Linked DNA regions of Mus musculus: region 1 is linked to region 2. The links are chromatin loops, found by intact Hi-C in ENCODE. Cell type or tissue: heart. All regions are shown on one strand.

The links. A loop is a pair of places that touch in the nucleus more often than their neighbours do. Peaks named below come from ENCODE experiments on the same cell type or tissue, not always from the same donor. Only the 100,000 strongest peaks of a DNase experiment are listed, where the experiment ranks them.
Region 1: it touches region 2 in a loop (2.2-fold over the local background); 4 of 42 quality-filtered maps call a loop at or near these places.

What each region holds. Positions count from the first base shown.
Region 1 is chr2:35,194,440-35,199,439 of GRCm38, forward strand. The region is part of intron 1 of Rab14 (RAB14, member RAS oncogene family); the gene reads right to left. Among named protein-coding and RNA genes, the nearest start is that of Rab14, 4.2 kb to the right of the region's middle. In heart, no CTCF peak of the experiment used is centred here; no DNase peak of the experiment used is centred here; H3K4me3 peaks cover 920 bases.
Region 2 is chr2:35,129,399-35,134,398 of GRCm38, forward strand. Cntrl (centriolin) reads left to right here. Exons shown (of 44, transcript NM_001379274.1): 11 at 223-417; 12 at 4,560-4,713. Among named protein-coding and RNA genes, the nearest start is that of Cntrl, 22 kb to the left of the region's middle. In heart, a CTCF peak has its summit at 2,853; a DNase peak (open chromatin) is centred at 2,773; H3K4me3 peaks cover 1,672 bases; H3K27ac peaks cover 2,024 bases.

The sequences.
Region 1 (5,000 bases), 65 kb after region 2:
ACAAAAACCCCACTACAACTTGGCCTCAAGGTTAAACTTGATTTAAATTATTTACCTGATCTCTGAACCAGCTACTTACAAGGGGTAGAAGAAACCCTCAAATTAAGTAATTTTCAAGATTATTAAATTCCTAACCTATTAATTTCTCTTCTGTATGGAAACAGTTATATTTTTTCCTCAAATTAGTTTTTAATTCCTAAAACTCCTTTCCAAAGTAATCATTTGTAAATTAGTTCTCTAATTTACTCCTCCCCTTGATTTTCCTATTTTCTTTTGACTAAAAGAAAACTTTAGTCTTTTGACTAAAGTTTTGTGTACATACTTTTGCTTCCTACTATTTTATTATGTTAAAATCCAGCACTAAGGAGACAGAGGCAGGCAGATCTCAGGGAGTTTACTTACATACTCTGTATAATTATTTCCAGGATAACCAGCGCTATGCAGAGACCTTGTTATAGGTAGATGGTGGGTGGATAGATAGACAGGTGACAAACAAGTAAACAGATAAATAAAATTACAGGGCTTGTGCTGTATCTTAGTGTTGAATGCATGCTTAGTTATGCACAAGGCCCTGGCTTCAAGCCCCAACACACAACACCCAAAAATCATGGTCTTTAAACAGTCCCAAAGTCAACTAACTTCAAGTGTTCTAGGAGCAACTGTGAATTATAATTCAATTCTACTTGGACTAACTGTGCACATGCTACTAGTCACATATAGCATCCTCTAAAATATCAACTAAAATGATGAATTTTTTAAAATAATAAGCGTTTTCTAGATAATCGCTATTCAGGATGAACACAGATGCTTTGTTTTTACTTTACCACAATAATTTTTTGGTTCAAGTTTCTTTTATAATTACAAATAAAAGCCCTGAAAAACATAAACAGGGAGACAGTGCTGGGAATGTACCTCATTGATAAGTGTTTGACTAACATGTACCAAGACTCAGCTGCACACATAAACCAGACCTGGTGGCACAGGCCTGTAACCTAGCACTCGGGAAAAACACCAGTCCAGAAGTTTGAGATCATTCTTGGTTACATGTTAAGTTTGAGGATAGCCTTAGCTACATGAGATACTGTCTCAAAAGCAAACAAACAAAATACAAATTTATTCATTTCTGCAAAACATCTTTCTTATTCAAAAATAAGAAACTGGTAAATTTTAAATAATCCCATAGTCTGTCTCTTAGTTAAGATACATGCTTACAAGTCATATGCAAGGGGCTCCTTTCTGAACAAAGCAATGCACACTTTCTCAAAGCATGCCACTGAGAAAGTGAACAAAAGATTTTTGCCTAGCTTTGGAAAGAGAAAAAATAGTCCTCTGTTATTTAAGAGCAAGTTTGTTTTAAAAGCTCAAAGGTCAAAAAAGGCAGAGGGTGGGGGATGTGCAGGGAATGTGGGTTAACTCATGGTGAAAGCACAAGTCACAACACTGCAGTATCCGCTGATTTTCTTTCTTTCTTTCCTTCCTTCCTTCCTTCCTTCCTTCCTTCCTTCCTTCCTTCCTTCTTTCTTTCTTTCTTTCTTTTTTAGAGCTTGGCAATATTTTGTAACTTGTGTGGTTAAAATGCATCTTCTTCCCATTTTGTTTTGTGAAATACGGTCTCATGATATCATCCCGGCTTGCCTGGGACTCACTACACCAACCATTTACAATACTCCTGTCTCAGCCTCTTGAGTCTGACTACAGGAAGTGCCACCCTTTGTTCCTTTTTTTAAATAAAAATTACTTGGATAAAATTGACATAAGATCACCTTTAATGCTTCTGATTTTTTTAAAAATAAAAAAACAAAAGGATTGCTGCGTTTATGAAAACAAGCGTGATGAACAATTTGTAAATTAGTAACAGCTTCTATCGTTTCCATTTTGGGGGCACTTAACAAATACCAGGCAGTACTCTAAGTGCCACTTCATCTGACTGCTGTCCTTGTAAGACTGCTACTAGGTTCCTCATTTTACAAAAGAGGAAATGGTCTCAGAGGAAAGCAGTCTGTCTAGCTCAGGCAGTTTGGACCAAGTCTATACTGTATCCAGCCCAGTTAAAAACACAAATTCCCCTTTCCAAACAGCACCACCCTGCCTCCTCCAGGTGATACTTTTAAGGCACAGACCTTTCACTCCTTTGCTTCTAATTTAACACTCTGAATAAGAAATATTAAATAATTACACTAGGAGTATACACAATTTTAAGAAATATAAATAATTGGTAATGTTGATTTATTATTATTTATCCATAGTAACAATAAGGAAAATTTGAGAATAAATCATTCAATGATCTGTGTGACTTATACTAATTCTTAATTCCTACAACTCTGTAAAGCTATTATTTTCATGCAAAAATTGAAGAACTTGAGATTTGGTGAAATTCACTACATTGGCCAACGTTCTAAAGTTAGTAAATGGACAACCTAGAACTTAAGCTCAGAGGCCTGACACCAAAGAGCATAATGCTCTCTACTTAACTAATTATTGAAGACATGCAAGGTGGACACATAAATGTCCTTGGCTACCAAAAGAAACCTTCACAAAGTGCCTTTAAGCACTGATAATTGTTGCACTATGTAATCAGGTGGCCAGTTTTAAATATTAAGTATCCTTAATGTTGCTTTAACAAAGGGGTTTTCAACTTTACCTTAGTATGAAATGTACCTATGTTAAGGAGGTATATAAATAAGCTTTACTTAAAGATGGAACATAGCAATTATATAAAACATGCAACACTTAATGAAATCACGGACATATTCCTGAGTCAAAACATCTATATTAAATGGTTATGAAACATATATTGCATGCTAGTCATTGTCATGTCAAACAAAATCAGATCTCTTACTGAATAAGGTTATATAAATGAGTTTTAATTTAAACAAAATGTATTTTATGAGAACATTTTGCCTACATGTATAGTACATACTCCTGTCAGGCCCCTTAAATCTGGAGTTATGGCTGGGCGTGGTGGCGCACGCCTTTAATCCCAGCACTTGGGAGGCAGAGGCAGGAGGATTTCTGAGTTCGAGGCCAGCCTGATCTACAGAGTGAGTTCCAGGACAGCCAGGGCTACACAGAGAAACCCTGTCTCGAAAAAAACCAAAAAGAAAGAAAAAAATCTGGAGTTATGGATGGTCGTGAGCCACCACGTGCGTACTGAGAATCAAACCTGGGGCACCTACAAGAGCAGATTTTTATCCACAGAGCCATCTCTCCAGTCCCAAATGACTAGTTCTAAAGGTGCTGGTAGAGGCCTCAGAGTAAAAAACAAAGCTCCTACTAACAGGCATTTTCTCAGGCTTATATTTTAACTCCTATGTGTTTATTTATACACTGTCATTCACTGTTTACAGCTACTGTAGTCTATTCCTTAGATTACTAGGCAATCTTTACAATAACAAGAGGAAAGCAACACACTAAGTACTCCTGGTGGCCTAAAGTCTTAATACTGCTCTTCAGTTTTAGGGTTTTTATGTATTTTGTTATAAACACTGGAGACCAGACTACTTTTGTGATTAAACACCAACAACATAAAAATACCCCACATCTACTAATCACAAACAATGTTGAAAGGTTTTAACAATAATCAAAAAGGGAGTAACATTGTCTCTACCTTCATGGAACTCAAGAATGGGTGCATCCTTGCTTAGAGGCCCCTGAACTGGAATTCTATGCCACATGTTAGTCAGGTGGACAGGAAACTTCTATAATTAATCGAATAATCAATCTAATCCAAATGGTCAATTTTCTTTCCATAATAGAAATACAACCTTGGAAAATAACCTGCCCATTTCTGAAACCAACTTTTCATAACTCACTTAAGATTACACTTTTGTGTAAATTAATGTAATAAAAAATTTAAAATACCAGACTGCTTAACAATGTCCACAGAGAAAGACAAAACCTTCCCACTAATGATAGTGTGCTATGAATAAGAAATGAAGTACTCCCAAATCTGTTTTCTGATTTCCATAAAAGTATTTAACAACAACAACAACAAAACAATGGTACCTGCACTTGAAAGAATTAGTAAAAGCTTACTAATGACTTGTCTCAGACCCAGGTGAGTTTGGTAGGAGCAGTGTAGAGATAGACCAAGACTGTTCACTGCAGACACTGATCAGTAATACAGTATTAATGCTCACTATACTGATGCTTTATTTTGCAAACTTTAAAAAGTTTGAAATATAGTATAACTTAATATTAATAATAATTTGTCTCCTGCATACTTTTAAAATACTTGTGTATGACTGTATGTGTGCACATGTGGCACACATGTAGATATTAGAGAGAATAACTAGCATGAATCCTTTCTCTCCTCCTTCTGGGTGGGTTCCAGAATCTAAGTCTGGTTGTCAGCGTGGCAGCAAAAGACTTTACCTACTGAGCCATCTTGCCAGGCCCACATTGCTAACGTTTTTAATGTCATAAACACCTCGAGAGCTATAGTTTGAACATTTTTATCTTACAAGTCTTGCTAAGAGTATGCAAATAAGACCTATAAAACCTGGCTGCAAGAAATTTTCAAGCTCTGTTGCAAAGCTTAAGTTTACAAATATACAATTTAACATGAAAAATATAAAGCAAATTTTTTTAAAAAGCCTTAATTCCAAGGAATTTTCAATAGCAATTATAATCTAAGGTTTTTACACCTTTACAATAACTCCACTTACTGAGCCCCTAATATAAACTAGCTACTTTATAAACAATTTCTAACCCTAAAAATTCATTTTACAAGTTAGGAAACCGGGTCAGAAGTGATTTACTGATGGTTATATACTACTAAATGGGCAGGTAAGATTAAGCCAGAGTCTACTTCGACAGTACTTGTCCAACAGATATTAAACACCCATTATATGGCTAGCAAAACTACAGGCAACTTGCATGTCAAACCTGAGCTTTCTTTAATTCTAGTTAATCCTTAAAATGACCCTGAAATGTGGGCACAATTTATAAGGACACTGAGTCTGGGAGGTTAGCTAACTTGGTTAGGATCAATTCAGTAA
Region 2 (5,000 bases):
ATGCCAAACCTCTTAAATCTTCTAAAACAACTGGAGACCAAGTATTCAAATACATAAGCATGTGGGAACAATTCCCATTCAAAGCACAACACTAGACAATTACCACAGCTCTTACTTTAAAAGTCTTCTATAACAGAGTATTTTTGAAGTTATAGGTGCTAGCTTCATAAATTGTTGTTGCTCTCCTTTATTAATTATGTGCTGGGGGCTGGGGAGAATTAGATTTCAGAAGCAGAGAAAGACCTCCTTCTCAAGCAGTTGAGTGGTAGACTACAACATCTAAACAGATTACGCCAGGAAGCTCTGGACCTAGAAATACAGATGGAAAAGCAAAGAAAAGAAATTGCCGAAAAGCATGAAGAGATCAATACCGTGCAGCTAGCCACAGACAGCCTGGATCCCAAAGACCCAAAACATGTAAGTAAAATGGGAAATCTTGACTAGTTCCACGGTCTCCGTGGAACTGCTACTTTATATCTGTGTATAGATAGTATTTGCCTTACCATTTTAATAGCAGAATCCTTTCTGAAAGTTTTCATTTGCTATACAGATTTAAGTTAGAAAAAAAAATATTATTCATATACAAATAATTATATTTTATTATTTATATTTATTAATTATATATGTAAATTATTTGTATATGAATAAATATAATTAGATAGAAAGATATGAATGTATTCATATCAAACATTTATATCCAAAATGGAACCACCTAGTCTTGAACAAATTGGTTTTCAATAAATGAAGGCTACATGACACACTGGGGTTAGTGGCTGATTTTTGTAGTATTCTAGAGCAAGAGAAACTTTCTTCAAGGTGCTCTGTAAATTGGTCTCCTAAAGACAGGAAGTGCTGAAGCAAGGTCAGAGGACTTCTGTACCTCTTTAAGTTTTCATGCAGATAATCCACAAACGTTGTTTGCTGGTTCTATTTATTTTGTCCTTAAAAAGAAAACATTTCTCTAGAGTTTGCCATGATGTGTTGTGAAATAAAGATGAGTGAACGATAGGGTTAGACTCTTGTCTCTTTCTGTCAATCTATACCCTAGTTAATCTTACTAATGATGTATATTTTAGCCACTATTTCCTTTATAATTTACTGTCACAGGTGGAATTGTAAAGTTATAATAAAAAAAATGAAGATCTCTGGAGTAACAGGAATCAGAATGTAATGTGATAAGGACAGTGCACTAGAAATGCTCTAAGTACTTGTCAGATTTCTCTTTTAACATCAGTTTTATATGTTTGTATGTATGTACCTATAAATAGAGGCCATGTAATTTTGACAAGGATAAACTAATTGTTGTAGGTATAAAATATCTTCAAAAAAGAAGCCTAAGCCTTGGTATTCTTACTGAAAGCATTATTTTATTTGTGTGCGTCCATGCGTGTGTAGTGTACATTTGTGTGTGCACATAGCATCATGTGTATGTGGAGGGTAGAGGTCAATGTCCATTGGCATCCTCACTTGTTTTCTGTTTATATATATATTCATTCATTCATTCATTCATTCATTCACTCATTTTTGAGACAGGATCTCTTATTGAGTCTGAAGCCAATTAATTGAGCTAGGTCAGGAGCTTCAGCAGTTGGCTTTTGTCCCCTCCACCTAACCCACACTGGGGTTCTATGGTCTTGCTCTGTGCCTGCCTTACAGGAGGGCTGGGCATCCAGATCAGCTCTTAGGCTTATATGCCCACCTCCCCAGGTTATTCTCAAGAATTTTTGTCAGATGAAAAATCAGAGATTTTTAAGTCCTGTAATGTATAACAGTCAGTAGTATCTTACTATATTATATTTACATATTAAGTCTTCCGTCTGTGAAAGGGTTGCCATGACAATAGAAAACTATATCCCCCAGAAGGCAAGAATGAAGCAGCTTGCTGGTCCTGAGTCAGATTAAAGCCACAATTGTGTTTGCTACAGCAAATGACCATGGCATTCTAGGCATAAGGGGAAATTAAGTTTCCCTGTATTTCTGAGCAGTATCACATAGAGGAAAGGGCTAAAGAGACCTTTTGTTTTGTTTTTGTTTTGTTGTTGTTGTTTTGGTTTGGTCTTTCTTTGAGACAAGGTTTCTTTGTGTAGCCTTGGCTGTCCTGGAACTCAGATCCATCTGCCTCTTCAGTACTGGGATTAAAGATGTACCATCACCTCCCTGTTTTTTGTGTGTTCTTTTTTGTTGTTGTTGTTGTTTTGTTGTTGTTGTTTTGAGGGATGTGCCTCAAGACAGGGTTTCTCTGTGTAGTCTTGAGGGTTGCTAGGTAGGAGTAAGGCACACTGACCAAACTCCAGTCCTGATACCACAGCACAGTTCTCAAGGTTTTCACTTGCAGAGGGTAGAATTGTGACTTAGGAAAACTCAATTACTTGCCCCTCAGCACTCTTAGGAAGGGATGGAGCCCTTGCTTAAGTTATTACAACAACCCTCTCCTTACAAAAGGATTTTTAAAATCCAAAAATGAAAAATGAAATCTTAGCTCAGAACCAAGCCTATTCAGATTTTTAAAAAATACATAAACATTTTATTAGGTTTCAAAAGGGGAAATGGCGTTTAAAAGTCGAATCCCGTTTTATTTACCAAGTTTTCCCAGCTAGAGGAACAATTGTCAACTGCAAACACAATGAAGATCTGTCCTGCTTTCCTAGAGGGAATTGGAGTGATCTTTCAGCCTTTGGGTGTGATTGGCCCTCGGGAGCTTCCTGTGTTTTGATTTAAAGTTGCAGGCGGGGCCTGACCACAGAGACTGCTGGTGACTGGACTAGCTCGCTGTCACTCATGCTTGACTAGGCCCATAGTTTGAGGCGCTGGGAAGTTACTTGGGCACGGAGGCGCTTGCCAAGATGTGGCTGTCAGAGAGGGAAGTGCACATGAATTTGAAGACAGACTTAGAAAGCTTTGCGCAGCCTGTTTTTGTTCCCCACGGCTCTGTCATAACAGGAAAGATTCGGAGTTAAGGTATGGTCGTTCCTCTGTGTATAAAGAAAGGGCTTGGACGGAGGAGGAGCCAGATCTGTAAGTTCCTGTTTGTTCACAGTAACTCTTTTGTGAGCTCCACCGCTGCAGAAGAACCGCAGGAACGGCCGTGGCGCCGCGTGTTTCACACACAGCAGTGCCGTCTTCTGAACCACATGTTTGCCCTGCGTATAGAGGTTGCAGTGCACTTTTAACAGCGAATTTTAAGCTGTTGATTAAGAGGACAGTAGAATTTTTGTTCATTCTTGAGCCACAAAAGTGTTTGGTGTACTATTAGGATATAAACTCTTACCTACCTACAGTAACTGTTGTAGGAAAGATTTAAGATGGGTATGTGGGGAGTGGGAAAAGGTGATTCGAACACCCCGTCAAATCTACCACCTGTAAAATAACAGCTGGCCTCAAAGGTGGCGGTGGCCACTCATTTGCTCCCCATTTGAGGGGGGGGGGGTACCTCTCAAACTAAGCTCTTTCTTGTAGAAGCTAACATGTCTTAGGCTTGGAAACAGTAGCACTTGTTGCTCGGGCTCTAACTGTTCTCCTAATGAGTTTTCCCTCAGTTATTGTTCTGTTCTTCTGATCCTCTTGGATAAGGTTGGAGTCTTGGGAGCCTTGAGGGGAAGGAAGGCAGATGTCTCTCTCGGGAATTATTTTGTCTCCAAATGAACTGTTGCCTAAGGAAACCAGTCAAGACATTTGATTGACGTGAGATTCAGGCTTACATTTCTGAAGTGGAAGGTTAGACTAGATCATTTGCTCTCTGTTTTCCTCAGCACACCTGGGGGAGATAATACATTCCTGTCACTTAGCAGTGGCTCCATGATATCATAATTGTCAGGGCACAGGAACAAGAGGGTGTGTGGGCCAGAGCGCGGAGAGTGTAAGGGGTATGCCTCCCAGGGCCCTACAAATGAATTCCTGCTGGGATAAATGATTTTTGAGCTTCCTCTCCATTCCCAGATAATTATATCTAAGAACAAAATGTTTGAATGAATGGAAATAGAAAATAAATTTGAATCCCATGTGTTTATTGATCTGAAGTCTCCATTTTCTCCAAGCCTACCTGAGAAACCTTTTAAAAGTATAATTAAATGCTATTTCTTTCAAATTAAAAAGACTTTAGTTATTTACTATAAAACTCCCAACCTAAAATTTTTGTAAATTTTAAAAACTATAAGTAAAATCTCTTAGAGTCCTTATACATAAATATAATGCCTATTTATACTTTGAAATTATCTTTGGATGTTCCCTGTAAATATGCTGTCAGTGTAACCAGTGTTCTGAAAACCTTTTTTAAAAAAGACATATTTTAATGCTATGCATAAAACACTGAAATTTCTATATTGTGCCCTTGAAAAATGGCTTATCCTCCCTGATCGGCTCTGTGTTCTCATCTCATCTCGGATCACCCTAAGGTTAAACAAGAACCATCTATATGAAAGTTCTAAAGGGCCTAACTCAGAGCAGATGAAATTGTCACACTTTATTTTCAATACTGGTTTTTAAAATGTTGCTAAGAGTTATTATTTTCAATAGTGTTAAAATTTTGGGTTGTATTGATGATTTTTTTCCCTGAAATTCAGTCCCACATGAAAGCCCAGAAGAGGGGCAAAGAACAGCAGCTTGACATTATGAACAGACAGTACACACAGCTCGAAAGCCGCCTGGACGAGATACTTTGTAGAATTGCCAAAGAGACTGAAGAGATCAAGGACCTTGAACAGCAGCTTACAGATGGTGAGAACTCAAGTGTGATTTAGGGTAAATAGCTTCAGGGCACACAGAAGATGCTCACACGGACAATCCAAGACTTGGCTGGATACAGTTCAGCTCTTTTTACTAGTGTTCGATGGGGAATTTTGGCTGAACATACCCAAAAACATTTAGTGAAATTTAAAGTATTTTGTATTATTATGGTTTGTTACGTTGATGACCAGTGAATCAGGCTTCAGTAGGGAAGAAATCAAGCTGATCAGGAAAAGCTTGGTCAGTGATTGCCTTCTGTGGCATACAGTCCTTTCAGG